2 separate regions of the Homo sapiens genome follow, and region 2 is linked to region 1. The links are chromatin contacts, found by Hi-C or POLR2A ChIA-PET in ENCODE. All regions are on one chromosome and are shown on one strand. Each heading gives the region's core, a stretch centred on a gene start or an enhancer-like site at or near the end of the contact. The rest is flanking DNA. Distances are from core to core; before and after follow the strand shown.

Region 1 (6,694 bases), core at 376-2,875:
TATTTAATTTTTTGCGGAGACAGGGTTTCACTATGTTGCTCAGGTTGGTCTCAAACTCCTGGCTTCATGTGGTGCTGCACTTCAGTCTCTCAAAGTGCTGAGATTACAGGCATGAGCCATTGCACCTGGCCTTGTTGTTGTTGTTTTTTTGTAACTGTAGTTAGTTTATCAAGTTATCTATTGATGAATATTTGGTTGGTTGTTTCCAGTTTTTGAAAATTATAAAGATGATTAAAATCATTTATGTGTATGTTTTGTATGAGCATATGTTTTCATTCTTCTTAGGTAAATACCAAGAAGTGCAATTGTTTATATGTTTGACTTCATTATTTAAAAAAACTGACAACTGTTTTCAAAGTGATTGTAACATTTCACATTCTTACCAGCAGTGTAGAAGAGTTCCAGTTTCAGTTACTGATTTCTAATTAAATTGCATTTTGTTGGAGAAGCCCGGTATGTGATTTCAATCCTGCTGGATTTATTGAGACTAGTTTCATGGCCCAGCATATGATGAACGTTCCATCTGCACTGAAAACACTGTTTAGTCTGCCATTGCAGGGTGGAGCGTTCTGTAAAAGTTAATTGGATCCAGTTAGTTGATAGTGCTGTTCAAGTCTTCTGTATTCATACCAGTTTTCTGTCTGCTATTTCTATCAATACAAGAGAAGGTGGTGAAATATGCAACTTAAATTATGGATTTGTCTTTTTCCCCTTTCAAATTCTGTCAGTTTTCGCTTCAAGTCTTTTGAAGTTCTACAACTGGGTGCATTCACATTTAGGAATGTTATTTTTTCTTAGTGACTTGATAGTTTATCATTGTGAAATGTCCCTCCTTATGTCTGGTAATATTTCTTGTCCTAAAGTGTGTTTTGCCAGAAATGGATACAGTCAATCCACCTTTCTTATGTCTCATGTTTACCTTTTTTCATCCTTTTACTTTTAACATTCTTGTGTCTGTATAAAGTGGATTTCTTGTAGACACCAGAGAGTCAGACCTTACTTTATTACCCAATTGGATAATCTTTGATTTATAATTGGAATGCTTAATTCATATACATTTAGTATAATTACTGATACGGTTAGGTTTAAATCTACTGTCTTGCTGTTTGTTTTCTATTTATACCATATGTTTTTATTTTTTTCTTCTTTTCCTGCCTTTTTGGATTAGTTGAGTATTTTTCAGTATTTCATTTTATATTCTCCATTGGTGAATAACACTCCTTTTTTAAAAACAATTGTTGCTGTAGGTTTACAGAATACATCTTCAGTTTATCAGTGTACCTTCAAATAATATGATGCCACTCCTACAATCACGTAAGTTTTCAGAACAGTATCCTTTCGAGGTCTTTAGGCTTTGTCTTTTCAGAACCTGAACATCTCTCAGATCTCTGGGGACTGCTCCTCTTACAGTTTCCTAGTAGATGCTCTTTGCTTGGCCTCGCAGAGTTTTACGTTGTGCGTGAGCCAAAGATGTAAGAGGGCTCCCATGTGGATTTCGAGCTCTTGCTCTGTCTAGCTTACTCATCTGTGGTACCCCGCCCTGGAAATTCCAGCTGCCCTCCCTCATCCCTACTTCTGCTCTGTCTCATCAAAGCAGCAAGGCTGCCACGCCCTGCCTGAGATGCCACGCCCTGCCTGAGTTCCCCTCCTGTATCACAATCTGCAAAGCAGCTTCAGAAAGAAAGCTGGGGTGATCGTGGGTCTTGCCTTGTTTCACTTCTCTCGGGGGTTACAGTTCTGCTTTGTCTGTTGTTCAGAGTCTGAAACAATTGTTTCATATATCTTCTCTAGCGTCCTGCTGTTTATTGCAGTAGGGCAAGTCCAGTACCAGTTACTGCTTCATGGCCAGAAGCAGTAGTCTTGTCTCATATTTGTTTTTCTTAGATCTTTATTTTTGCATTCGCTTATACAATTTATTTTTTATGTATCATTGCCACATGGTTCATTAAAAATCTATGTTTATTTTCTGCTTAACAACTGCTTTACTCAGTGGGTTACATGTGCTTGCAGACATACTGCTTAGAGCATTTTCAAAGTAAATATGCTGTTTGTTAAGACTTCTAATGTAAGCTCTATTATTTATTCAAGCTAGTATTCTAATATTCATTCCATTATTATTATTATTATTTTTGAGATGGAGTTTTGCTCTTGTCACCCAGGCTGGAGTGCAGTGGTGCAATCTCAACTCACTGCAACCTCTGCCTCCCAGGTTCAAGTGATTCTCCTGCCTCAGCCTCCCAAGTAGCTGGGATTACAGGCGGCCACCACCATGCCTGGCTAATTTGTTTTATATTTTTAGTAGAGACGAGGTTTCACCATGTTGGCCAGGTTGGTCTCAAACTCCTGACCTCAAGTGATCCGCCCGCTTCGGCCTCCTAAAGTGCTGGGATTATAGGGGTGAGCCACTGTGCCCGACTATTATACCCATTTAAATAGGAGAAAAGATGCTTTAGAGAGATCACACAAGGATTCAAACTCAGATAATCTGGCACCAGGGCTGAGATCTTAACTACAACATATATTAGCTTTCGGAGCTATTTTTGCCTAAATACAAGCATAATATTCCTTGTTTAACAAATATATGGCCAATGTGTGTAGACATGATGGAAGGTCCAGTTTTGAATATGGGTTGAAATGTGTTATCTATTTCCATTAACACTAGAAAGAGTTGTCTGAGAGACAGTGTGAAGACTTTCCTGGAAATGTTTCATAATAGAATTGTTTATATCCTACCTAGGAGAGTGAAGGTAAAATGAAGTCACTTCACTTCCATGTAGTCCATGGCAAACTGTGATAATCAATTTGCAGATGTTCTTGGCTGTATAGAGCTTTTATGCACGGTATTTCTCTTACTCCCTGAACACATGGGATATTTGAGCCTGACAAATTAGCAGTCTTTTCTTATTTTTTTTATTGGAAGCCTGTTTTCATCGCTGTCTTTTGTTTTGCTTTGTTTTGAGACAGGGTCTCACTGTCACCCAGGCCTGGAGAGCAGTGGCATGATCACGGCTCACAGAAGACTTGATCTCCCTGGGCGCAAGTGATCCTCCTGCCTCAGCCTCCTGAGTAGCTGGGACAGGTCTACAGGTGCATGCCACCATGCCTAGCTAATTTTTGTATTTTTTGTAGACATAGTCTCAATATGTTGCCCAGGCTGGTTTCAAACTCCTGGGCTCAAGCGATCTGCCCGCCTCGGCCTCCCAAAATGCTAGGATTACAGGTGTGAGTCACCCCGCCCAGCCTTCATTGTTATTTTTTATTTTATTTATTTATTTATTTATTTATTTTTTGAGGCGGAGTTTTGCTCTTATCGTCCAGGCTGGAGTGCAATGGCGTGATCTCGGCTCACTGCAACCTCCGCCTCCCAGGTTCAAGCGATTCTCTGCCTCAGCCTCTTGAGTAGCTGGGACTACAGGCACACGCCACCACGCCTGGCTAATTTTTGTGTTTTTAGTAGAGATGGGGTTTTGCCATGTTGGCCAGGATGGTCTCGATCTCCTGACCTCATGACCCACCTGCCTCGGCCTCCCAGAGTGCTGGGATTACAGGTGTAAGCCACCACGCCCATCCTCATTGCTATTTTTCTATCAAAACAGCAGGTTAATACTTTGACATCTTAATTTTTTTTTTTTTTTTTTGAGACAGAGTCTTGCTCTGTCACCCAGGCTGGAGTGCAGTGGCGCGATCTCGGCTCACTGCAACCTCCGTCTCCTGGGTTCAAGTGATTCTCCTGTCTCAGCCTCCTGAGGAGCTGGCACTGCAGGCATGCACCACCATGCCTGGCTAATTTTTGTATTTTTGGTAGAGACGGGGTTTCTCCATGTTGGCCAGGCTGGTCTCGAACTCCTGACCTCAGGCGATCCACTTGCCTCAGCCTCCCAAAGTGCTGGGATTATAGGCATGAGCCACTGCGCCCGCCCCGACATGTTAATATTTTAAGATGAAGAACAAAACAGCCAACCTAAGAAAAACAACTAGCAGGCACCCAAGGGCATCTCAGGATGAAAAATCTGTGGCTGAACAATTCAATCTACATCATAGCCACTGAGAACAATATTAATTTCTCAATTAGTAGCAAGAGCAGAGAGATCATGAACACATAAGGCTGAGTAGAAAATTGCTAAAACATTTTGAGACATGCTAGCCTAAAAGCTTCTTGTTAGTATGGCATGCTTATTCAGTATAACCAAAACAATATTTATTAGAAATTATAAAGGTAAGGAGGCTGGGCACGGTGGCTCATGCCTGTAATCCCAGCACTTTGAGAAGCCGAGGCAGGAAGATTGCTTGAGGTCAGGAATTCCAGACCAGCTTGGGAAACATAGTGAGACCCTGTCTCTACAAAAATAAAAATAAAAATAATTACCTGGGATGTGTAGTCTCAGCTATTTGGGAGGCTGAGGCAGGAAGATCACTTGAGCCCAGGGATTCCAGGCTGCAGTGAGCCATGACTGCACCACTGCACTCCAGCATGGGTGACAGAGTAAGATCCTGTTTCTTTTTTTTTGAGACTGAGTTTCACTCTTGTTGCCCAGGCTGGAGTGCAATGGCATGACCTCGGCTCACCGCAACCTCCACCTCCTGGGTTCAAGCAATTCTCCTGCCTCAGCCTCCCGAGTAGCTGGGATTACAGGCATGCACCATGACGCCTGGCTAATTTTGTATTTTCAGTAGAGACGGGGTTTCTCCATGTTGATCAGGTTGGTCTTGAACTCTCGACCTCAGGTGATCCTCCCGCCTCAGCCTCCCAGAGTGCTAGGATTACAGGCGAAAGACCATGTTTCTTAAAAAGAAAGAGGAAAGAAGCCCAGGCATGGTGGCTCGTGCCTGTAATCCCAGCACTTTGGGAGGCCGAGGTGGGCAGATCACCTGAGGTCGGGAGTTCGAGACCAGCCTGACCAACATGGAGAAACCCCATCTCTACTAAAAATACAAAATTAGCTGGATGTAGTGGTGCATGCCTGTAATCCCAGCTACTCAGGAGGCTGAGGCAGGAGAATCCCTTGGACCTGGGAGGCGGAGGTTGCGGTGAGCCGAGATCGTACCATTGCACTCCAGCCTGGGCGACAACAGCGAAACTCCGTCTCAAAAAAAAAAAAAAAAAAAAAAAGAGGGAAGGAAGGAAGGAAGGAAAGAAGGAAGGAAGGAAAGAAAGAAAGGTAGATCTATGTCAAATAGAAAAAAACCTAGTCTTTCAAATTTTCCTAATAGATTAAAAGACAAACAAGAGCACAGATTACGATGTGGGGAAAACACTAAGATCCACCACTCTTTATCCACCCATCACAGTCAGCCTGGAATTAGAGCTAATTAGGAAGAAAGGAAAGACCATTCCTGATACCTGCTGGGTGCTAGCCACATGCTCCAGTTTCTCCGTCTCCTGCACCCGTGAATGGGCTTCTGGAAAGCACCAACCCCTCTTCGTCTTTCAGTAGCTTTGCACCTCCTGCACATGGGGGAGCTCAGCATAGGTTTGCTCAGTTCAGGTGACAGGTAGGTTAGAAATGGATTGGGAAAGGTGTTGAAAGTAAGGCTGAGGAGGTTACAATTTATAATCTAATAAGAGCCGTTGTAAGATCTTGAAAAGGCTTTTTTCTCCTTTTATTTTTTTTTTTTTTTTATTTTTTATTTTTTTTTGAGACGGAGTCTCGCTCTGTCGCCCAGGCTGGAGTGCAGTGGCGGGATCTCGGCTCACTGCAAGCTCCGCCTCCCGGGTTCACGCCATTCTCCTGCCTCAGCCTCCCAAGTAGCTGGGACTACAGGCGCCCGCCACTACGCCCGGCTAATTTTTTTGTATTTTTAGTAGAGACGGGGTTTCACCGTTTTAGCCGGGATGGTCTCGATCTCTTGACCTCGTGATCCGCCCGCCTCGGCCTCCCAAAGTGCTGGGATTACAGGCGTGAGCCACCGCTCCCGGCCTTTTTTCTCCTTTTAATTAAAAGTGGTTTGGTTAGCATATTGCAGGTTTTCTCAGCCACAGTACTATTGGCATGTGGAGCTAGATCATTTTTGTTTTGGGGGGCTGTCCTGTGCCTTGTAGGATGTTTAGCAGAATCCCTAGCCTCTACCCACTACATGCCAGTGGCATCCCCTAGTTGCAACAACCAAAAATGTCTCCTGGGGGCATAATTGCCCAGGTTGAGAACCACTAGGGTGTTAGGGGGAGTGCTGAGCCTCAAGGCAGGGGAGATCAGAGGAAGAAGAGCCAAAAAACGTGGGTGGATGGAAGAGACACTAATTCAAGTGTGGTCTAAGAGTAGTGATTCTCATCACTGTTGCCGTGTTGCACAGTATTTAGGAGCCTAATATACAAGTGTCATGTAGTATTGAACTAAAAATCCACAGGAACAATTCATGAGGCATTCCCGTTTGTTTCTTTTGGAAAAATATAAAATCTGACATTGCTTGGAGAAAACCGGAGACAGACTTGTCAGGAAAAGGTTATGGCCACGTGTCCTTTTGCCCGAAGACATTTATCCTTTACGTAACTGGCAATACCAAAAGTAAGCGTGCTTTTTAATGAAAATTGTCATTTTATGGTTACAAAGCTTTCGGTTTATTGTACAAGAGAAAAATTTCCTACAGTTAATGCTCTAATTCCCCCCTGCTAAGGAGTAAATTGTAAAAATACATGCTGTTACTCTTTGAAATGTGGAGTGATGTTCCTTCAAGTCTAGAGGATGCTGCATGAAAT
Region 2 (6,362 bases), core at 807-3,306, 200 kb after region 1:
AAAGTTGTATTTTAAAGAGTCACTTGTGTGACATTGTGGCAAGAGAGTGTCCCATAGCAACTTAAGTGTAATTTTGTTTGTCCCTCAGATTGCAAACACTGCCTTTTACTCTCTTCACTCCCCATTTTATCAGGAGAAGACTTTTAATGCCAACTGTATTGTTTTTGCTGATTTTAGATGGCTTATTTTTAAAGCCTCTGGTCCATTTTCTGTTTACATCTTTATGGACTGTCACTGTAGCCAATTAAAAATCCTCTTAACTATCATAGATTGTGTCAAAGGAGATTGCTGTTATTCCTCTCCCAGGAAAGAAAAAATTTATGATCCATATCAATTTATTGCCTGTTTTCTCTAAAGAAGCAAAACATAATTATTAGTTAATTCAGTTAGACATTAACTCAGAAAACTCCAGAGATTTTGATTGATTGTTATAGTAACCAAAAATATTGAAGTGTTAAAGATGACTAAAACCACCTATTAGAAATGAGTTGGCATATTGCTTATACCATTACATAAAATAGCTAAAGCATTTTGAATTTCAGAGCTGTACCCACATCAGCCTCAGTGGTTTCAAATTTATTTTAAAGACAGATTTAGATTTGGGCAATTCTGTCAGTCTTTTCAGGTGATACACCACTGTAAAATATTCTGCTTATCACTGGGTGTGGTGGTTCACGCCTGTAATCCCAGCGCTTTGGGAGGCCGAGGCAGGTGGATCACTTGAGGTGAGGAGTTCGAGACCAGCCTGGCCAACATGGCAAAACCCTGTCTCTACTAAAAAATACAAAAAATTAGCTGGATGTGGTGGTGCACCCCTGTACTCTCAGCTACTTAGGCAGGAGAGGCAGGAGAATTGCTTGAACCTGGGAGGTGGAGTGAGTCAGCTCACTTCCCTCCAGCCTGGATTACAGAGCGAGACTCCGTCTCAAAAAAAAAAAAAAAAAAAAAAATTCTACTTATCTTATTCCCCCTATGGTAATGTCTTGGTTGTGCTCCTGCTAGCTTAGGGGAAAAGGAGTAATTAATTTTAAGGGCACTGAGGGTATCTCAGACAGCTCATGAATTGGTGGAACTGGGTACTAAAAGCTGTTAGGACTAAGGCAGCACCTGCCTTCTGCCCATCTCCCTCTGCCGTGTTTCTCTGCATGGCAGAGGGACACCACTGCTTTATGGGGGTCCAGGAATCATAAGACACAAAATACAGTCACACTCATGACTGTAACTTATTACAGTGCAAGCACATGAGGCAAACTCAGTACAGGGAAGAGGTGCACAGGGCGAGTCCTCTCCCATGGAGCCACACAGGTTGCACTTTATCCCCCCATTCACAAATGAGTTGTGAAAACACCTGTGGAATGTTGTCAGCCAGGGAAACTCCTGGGTAGAGACCCAGCACCCAGGATTTTTATGGAGGACCACTCATGTAAGAAGGCTCTGCCTGTTAAGTACCAAAGTTCCAGACTCCCAGAAGGAAATAAACCATACTGTGTGCGGCATAGAGCATATTGTTTGTGCAGACAGCTTAGGCACAGTGAGCCACTCCTACCAGTTAGGAAATGATGGGAAGGAACCCTCCTAAATCCAAGTTCCCAGATACCAGCCAAGGGCCAGCCTTGCAACAGGCCCTTTAAGGATGGCTGTCAGATCTGCTGCTTCACTCTTTCCTGCACAGCGGAGTCCCACCCCAGTCTGAAGTTTACACATCATACCCTCAGTTAAGGTTGAGCAGAGCCCTTTGAGTATGTCCCAACTCCAGATTCCCAGGAGAAGGAGTTAGCCCAGAGAGGGTAAAGTTACCCCCCAATCCAGGCAGGATGGTCAGAGTAATGGGTCACATGGTCTAACGTGGATATCAGGCATTCTTCCCATCTGGGTAGGGACAGGTTGTTGGTTTGGGGGCGCGGAAGACGCTCCAGAAGCAAGTCGGCCATAGAGATGCATGTGTGGAAAATCTTCTCAGAAACTGTGCAGACTTCATCTGCCAAAGACCCTCTTATGTTAGGAGGAGCATTACAAAACCATACAGGAAAGTGGCACCTGATTCAGGCCCCAGGAGCCCCAGGTTGCTCTGAGGAAATAGGGTAGTGTGTAGGTGTTCATTTGCATAGAAGCAGTGAATGCCTGAGAGATTCTGTAATAGATTCAGATAGCTTATCCTCAGGTGTTCTGTAATAGTCTTAGTGAACTTTCGTTTTTCTTCACCATTCTGATTGCAGCCAGTTGGAGTTCATGAAAATAGCCTGATTCCTCCCTGAGATTGATCCTTGTAGGTGGTGGACAAAAATGGCATATGTGTTTATAATATTCTTCTGTGTCTGCTGTAGTTTTTTTTTTGTTTGTTTGAAAGCTTTTGTATTAGTATGTTTTCACACTGCTGATAAAGATATACCCCAGACTGGGCAGTTTACAAAAGAGGTTTAAGGGACTTACAGTTCCACGTAGCTGGGGAGGCGTCACAGTCATGGTGGAAGGTATCTCAGGCACGTCTCACATCGCGGCAGAGAAGAGAAGAGGGCTTGTGCAGAGAAACTCCTGTTTTTACAATCATCAGATCTCATGAGACTTATCACTATCATGAGAACAGCATGGGAAAGACCTGCCCCCATGATTCAATTACCTTCCACCAGGTCCCTCCCACAACATGTGGGAATTCAAGATGAGATTTGGGTGGGGACACAGCCAAACCATATCAGCTTTCTTGGTCGGACTTATAGTCAGAACTATTGAAGGTTATGCATCTCAGCCATTACTTCTACACGTGAATAATTCCTAATCTTCTCAATAGTACCCATATAGGAAGTGCTGGTATTTTTTGAGGCATGGATATCTTTCATTTGCTGAAGGCAGGGGCTGATGTAGGGTGTTGAGGTGACCTTAGTATGGGTGGTGGTTCCCACAGTTGGGAGACTTGTGTCTCTTTTGCACAAACCTATCACTGGGTTGCTCTGAGAAGGGTTAAGTGTCATCTCAGAATGTAGTGGGAACCCTGTCAGTTCTGTGGCCCATGTAGAAAGGGTTTCCGGGTCCCTTCAGTCAGTGGGAAATCACCATAGAATTATCATCATATCCCCATCCTTGGCTACATGTATAATAGTTTAGTATGAATTAATTTAATTCACACATGTGCATGCACACGCTCTATATATGTATGTATGTATGCCAGGAAGTTAAAACCCAGAGCTTCCAGCCAGACCATCCTGTTTGTTTTGCTATGGTTTTCATGTGGATTCTTCCTTGGAGTCAGGTAAAATGTAATCCCTCTGCCTCCATGCTGTGCATAGCAGACCAGTTTGTTGCTGCTGTCTGTGCACTCGTGCTCTGTGTGCGCTAGTCTGGCCTCATGCATGGCCAGGGTGCCCTGTCCTGTGACAGCAGGGGGCTGATCGCCTGCACATGCGTCCATCCGATGGCTTGATGGAGCTGCCTTCTATGTGTCAGTCTCTCTTTTTAAAGTACTCAACAGTATCCTCAGACTAATTTTTGCTTTTGCATTTTTGCTTTTGTTATCTTTGAGATATCAAGAGTGGAAGGCAGCATTCATTCCAGAGAGGACAAGACTTCTAAGGAAAAGAGAAGTGTTTTTTTGTGAGTCTAAGAACAGCATATGAGTGATAGAAAAACAGTTCCATAGTCCCTTCAACAGATCAGCAGGAAGGCTTTTGAAAACAGTAGTGAATCTTCTTTGCAGAGGCATGGACTGTAAGGAGAAAACCTTCTTCTATCTTTTGTACACTGCTGTTTTAGGGTACCCCAAGATAACATTGTTGATTCCTGGGGACCTAGGATGTTATCTCCTTGAATGAAACCTATTCTTCATGTCTTTTACAGTAACGAATAAATGTGTTGATGGATTCATCTGTACCCACAAAATGAGCCTTCAGAAAAGAAAATGCAAAGTTCAGTGATACTAGGTTATTACAAGCTCTTCGTGTTCCCTGTGACTGACCCTTCTACCTCTCTGGGGCAGCAGGCTCCCATTCTGAGAAACACTGGTATCTGGGGACACTGCAGGCTGAGCTGCTCAGCACAGGCCATGCATGCAGTGTGAGAAGCCACCTTGTTAGAGCAGTATCAATTATGGTGACTGTTAGAGCAGTATCAATTATGGTGACCTCTGTCAGCCTTATGGGGTTGGGGTTGGGTGCCACAAGGAGCTCCAGGGGCTCCCAGACAGAAGCCCAGCTGTATTCACCAGCACCCAGCATGGAGAATAATGGGTTTCCATGATAAGTAATGCTGCTGATGTACATCGTCTTCCTGGATCTCAATGCTTTCTAGATATTATTGTTATTTATATTTCCCTTATATACTGTGGAGCTTTATGGGTCTGGTAGGGTTGGGAATAAATAGTCCTATCATTTGTTAATTATGTTAAACTAATAGATGCATATGAGTTTTATGAGGGTTACTAATTACTTTTTTATTCAGTTAATGGAAATCTGTTACCCCTTAATTGATTTCAGCTGCAGTTATTTTGTTAGGGTGCTCTTGTTTAAATGGATGTATATTTCCCTCTGTGAGCCAAGTTCATTCAGATCTGCATTTGTGCAGGTCCTGTATTCTTATGTTTGATAAATGAGCAAGTGGGTATGTTGGTTGGTGGAAGGACGGGACCACGACACAGAGGCCCAGTCCTCATCCACCTGCCAGGGGTTGGCATGCAGGCATATAACATTTCTGTTGCATCTTTTGTTTTCACAGTGAGAGAAAAACGCAAGAGTCTCTTCATTAACCATGTAAGTGAAGCTGTCTCCCTGTGTTCTTCATAATGACTGTACAGTGTAAAGAGCTAAAATAACTGTCTGTGATGGATGAAAATGGCTCATGTGCTTTGTAGATACTTGGAAGAATGTTGCAGTGTACTTATGCTTAGTTTGGTTTGTAATTGGACAAGCATCACTCAGTATTTGTCCACTGTCCCAAATATTTTTCCAGAAGCCCTAGACCACTATTGTTCATGAGATGATGTGTGTGAACAATAACATATCAAACATCACCCAGCAAGTCCAAGCGAAAGCCACTTCTTTTTAATTTTGAATCCTTTCCTTTCTCTACCCTCACCCCCAAATTATTCTTTTTCTCTTGTAGCTCAGTTCCATTTGAATAAACACATAGTTGTTTTCCATGAGGCTCTCTGTCTCCACACTTGACTCTTCCCATTTGTTGTTTGTGGGTCCAGTAGAGTCTGCGTGTTCTTCTGATGCTCCAAGAAAGGATAAACTTGATAACACTAAATTTAAAAAAGATGTTCAAACATTTGGCTGGAGTCTTTTGGCCATTCTTAGCCATGTCTCCCTCCCCTGGTGGCCAGGTGCAGGTGCCCCATTGAGATACTTCATCCCTCTTCCTTCCTTGAGCAGAGATGTAGCTGGCTGGCTCCAGCACCTACTCCACACCCTATATACCAGGCAAGTCCTAGCCACACCTTCTTCTTAGAAATATGGCCCTTTAGGAAAGAAAACTCTCCGAGAGGGATGGAATGATGAAACAGGTGTAAATTATCAAAATAAGTATGCTCTAAGTCCTCATTCTAAAAACAGAACCACACAAGGGTCTTTCTCAGGATTTTTAGACTGTCTGCATCTGTGTATTTGAAGATCTTGAAATAGTCCTAAAGCTGTGTATTAAAGAGACTTAAAGCCATAATGTTGTATTCTCTGCCCTTTGAAAATATGGACAAAATGCAGTTGGGAAGAAATTCATAAGCTGGGCCCTTACACTCAAGGGACATGATGCTACGCCCTTAGGAGACTGATGACTTCTTTGTAGTCAGTGTTAATATATATGCACATATACAGTTTTCTAGGGGTCAGAGGGCTTATTATTTTTAGCAGATTCTTAAAGCAATCTGTGACCTTTTCCCTCGGCCCCTTAAATTTCAAAGCATCTGTTTAAAGCACCTTTGAAATTGCAATCTGTGTCATGAGGAAAATATGAAAATTGCCATGCCTTTTTTTTTTTGAAAGCAGTATATACCTGGATATAAAAATTTGAGCGATTGGAACGAATTCTCTAAATCCTTGCTTCCATTTCTTTGCCTGCTGGGTGCACTTGAATGCTTTCCCACTCATTACACTCATTAGCATGCCTGCCAAGGAGCTTGCAAGGGAAGGAGAAGAGCTGGAACTGCATCCAGGCCATCTTTCCTGTTCACTGCAGCTCCATGGAAGGTGCATTGAAGAAAGAGGAGGATAGGAGTTTGTGTCGCTCTGTTATCATTGTAGCTGATGATACAGAGGTGTGCTCCCACAGTTCTAACCTGCATACCTCTTTTAACATCCCTGCACGCCCCACCCCCCCAACAGGCACACACCTAACCTTGCCATTTCGTGTCCTGTATAGTCTGAGCACCTGCCACACAC

What was found. Hi-C counts contacts between places; a loop is a spot of excess contacts on that map. ChIA-PET counts read pairs that join two places held with the same protein, here RNA polymerase II (POLR2A). Pooled maps may share reads with other maps.
Region 2: POLR2A ChIA-PET joins it to region 1 with 10 read pairs in PC-3. The contact joins two enhancer-like sites. A Hi-C loop is called at or near these places in 2 of 50 pooled maps. POLR2A ChIA-PET finds 5 or more read pairs at or near these places in 6 of 52 experiments (PC-3, PC-9, WTC11 and 3 more).

The regions. Positions count from the first base shown.
Region 1 is chr10:35,298,691-35,305,384 of GRCh38, forward strand. It overlaps LOC107984220 (a long non-coding RNA gene), which reads right to left. Exons shown (of 3, transcript XR_007062113.1): 2 at 384-569. It also overlaps a transcript of CCNY not described here. Among named protein-coding and RNA genes, the nearest start is that of CCNY-AS1, 34 kb to the right of the region's middle. RefSeq lists an enhancer at 904-2,103 and silencers at 1,826-1,875, 6,127-6,186. Within about 2 kb of position 1,626, at least 3 of the 41 ENCODE cell types and tissues checked have a DNase peak (open chromatin) inside an H3K27ac peak, as active enhancers do.
Region 2 is chr10:35,496,800-35,503,161 of GRCh38, forward strand. CCNY (cyclin Y) reads left to right here. Exons shown (of 10, transcript NM_145012.6): 3 at 4,702-4,736. Among named protein-coding and RNA genes, the nearest start is that of GJD4, 110 kb to the right of the region's middle. RefSeq lists an enhancer at 1,842-1,991. Within about 2 kb of position 2,057, at least 3 of the 41 ENCODE cell types and tissues checked have a DNase peak (open chromatin) inside an H3K27ac peak, as active enhancers do.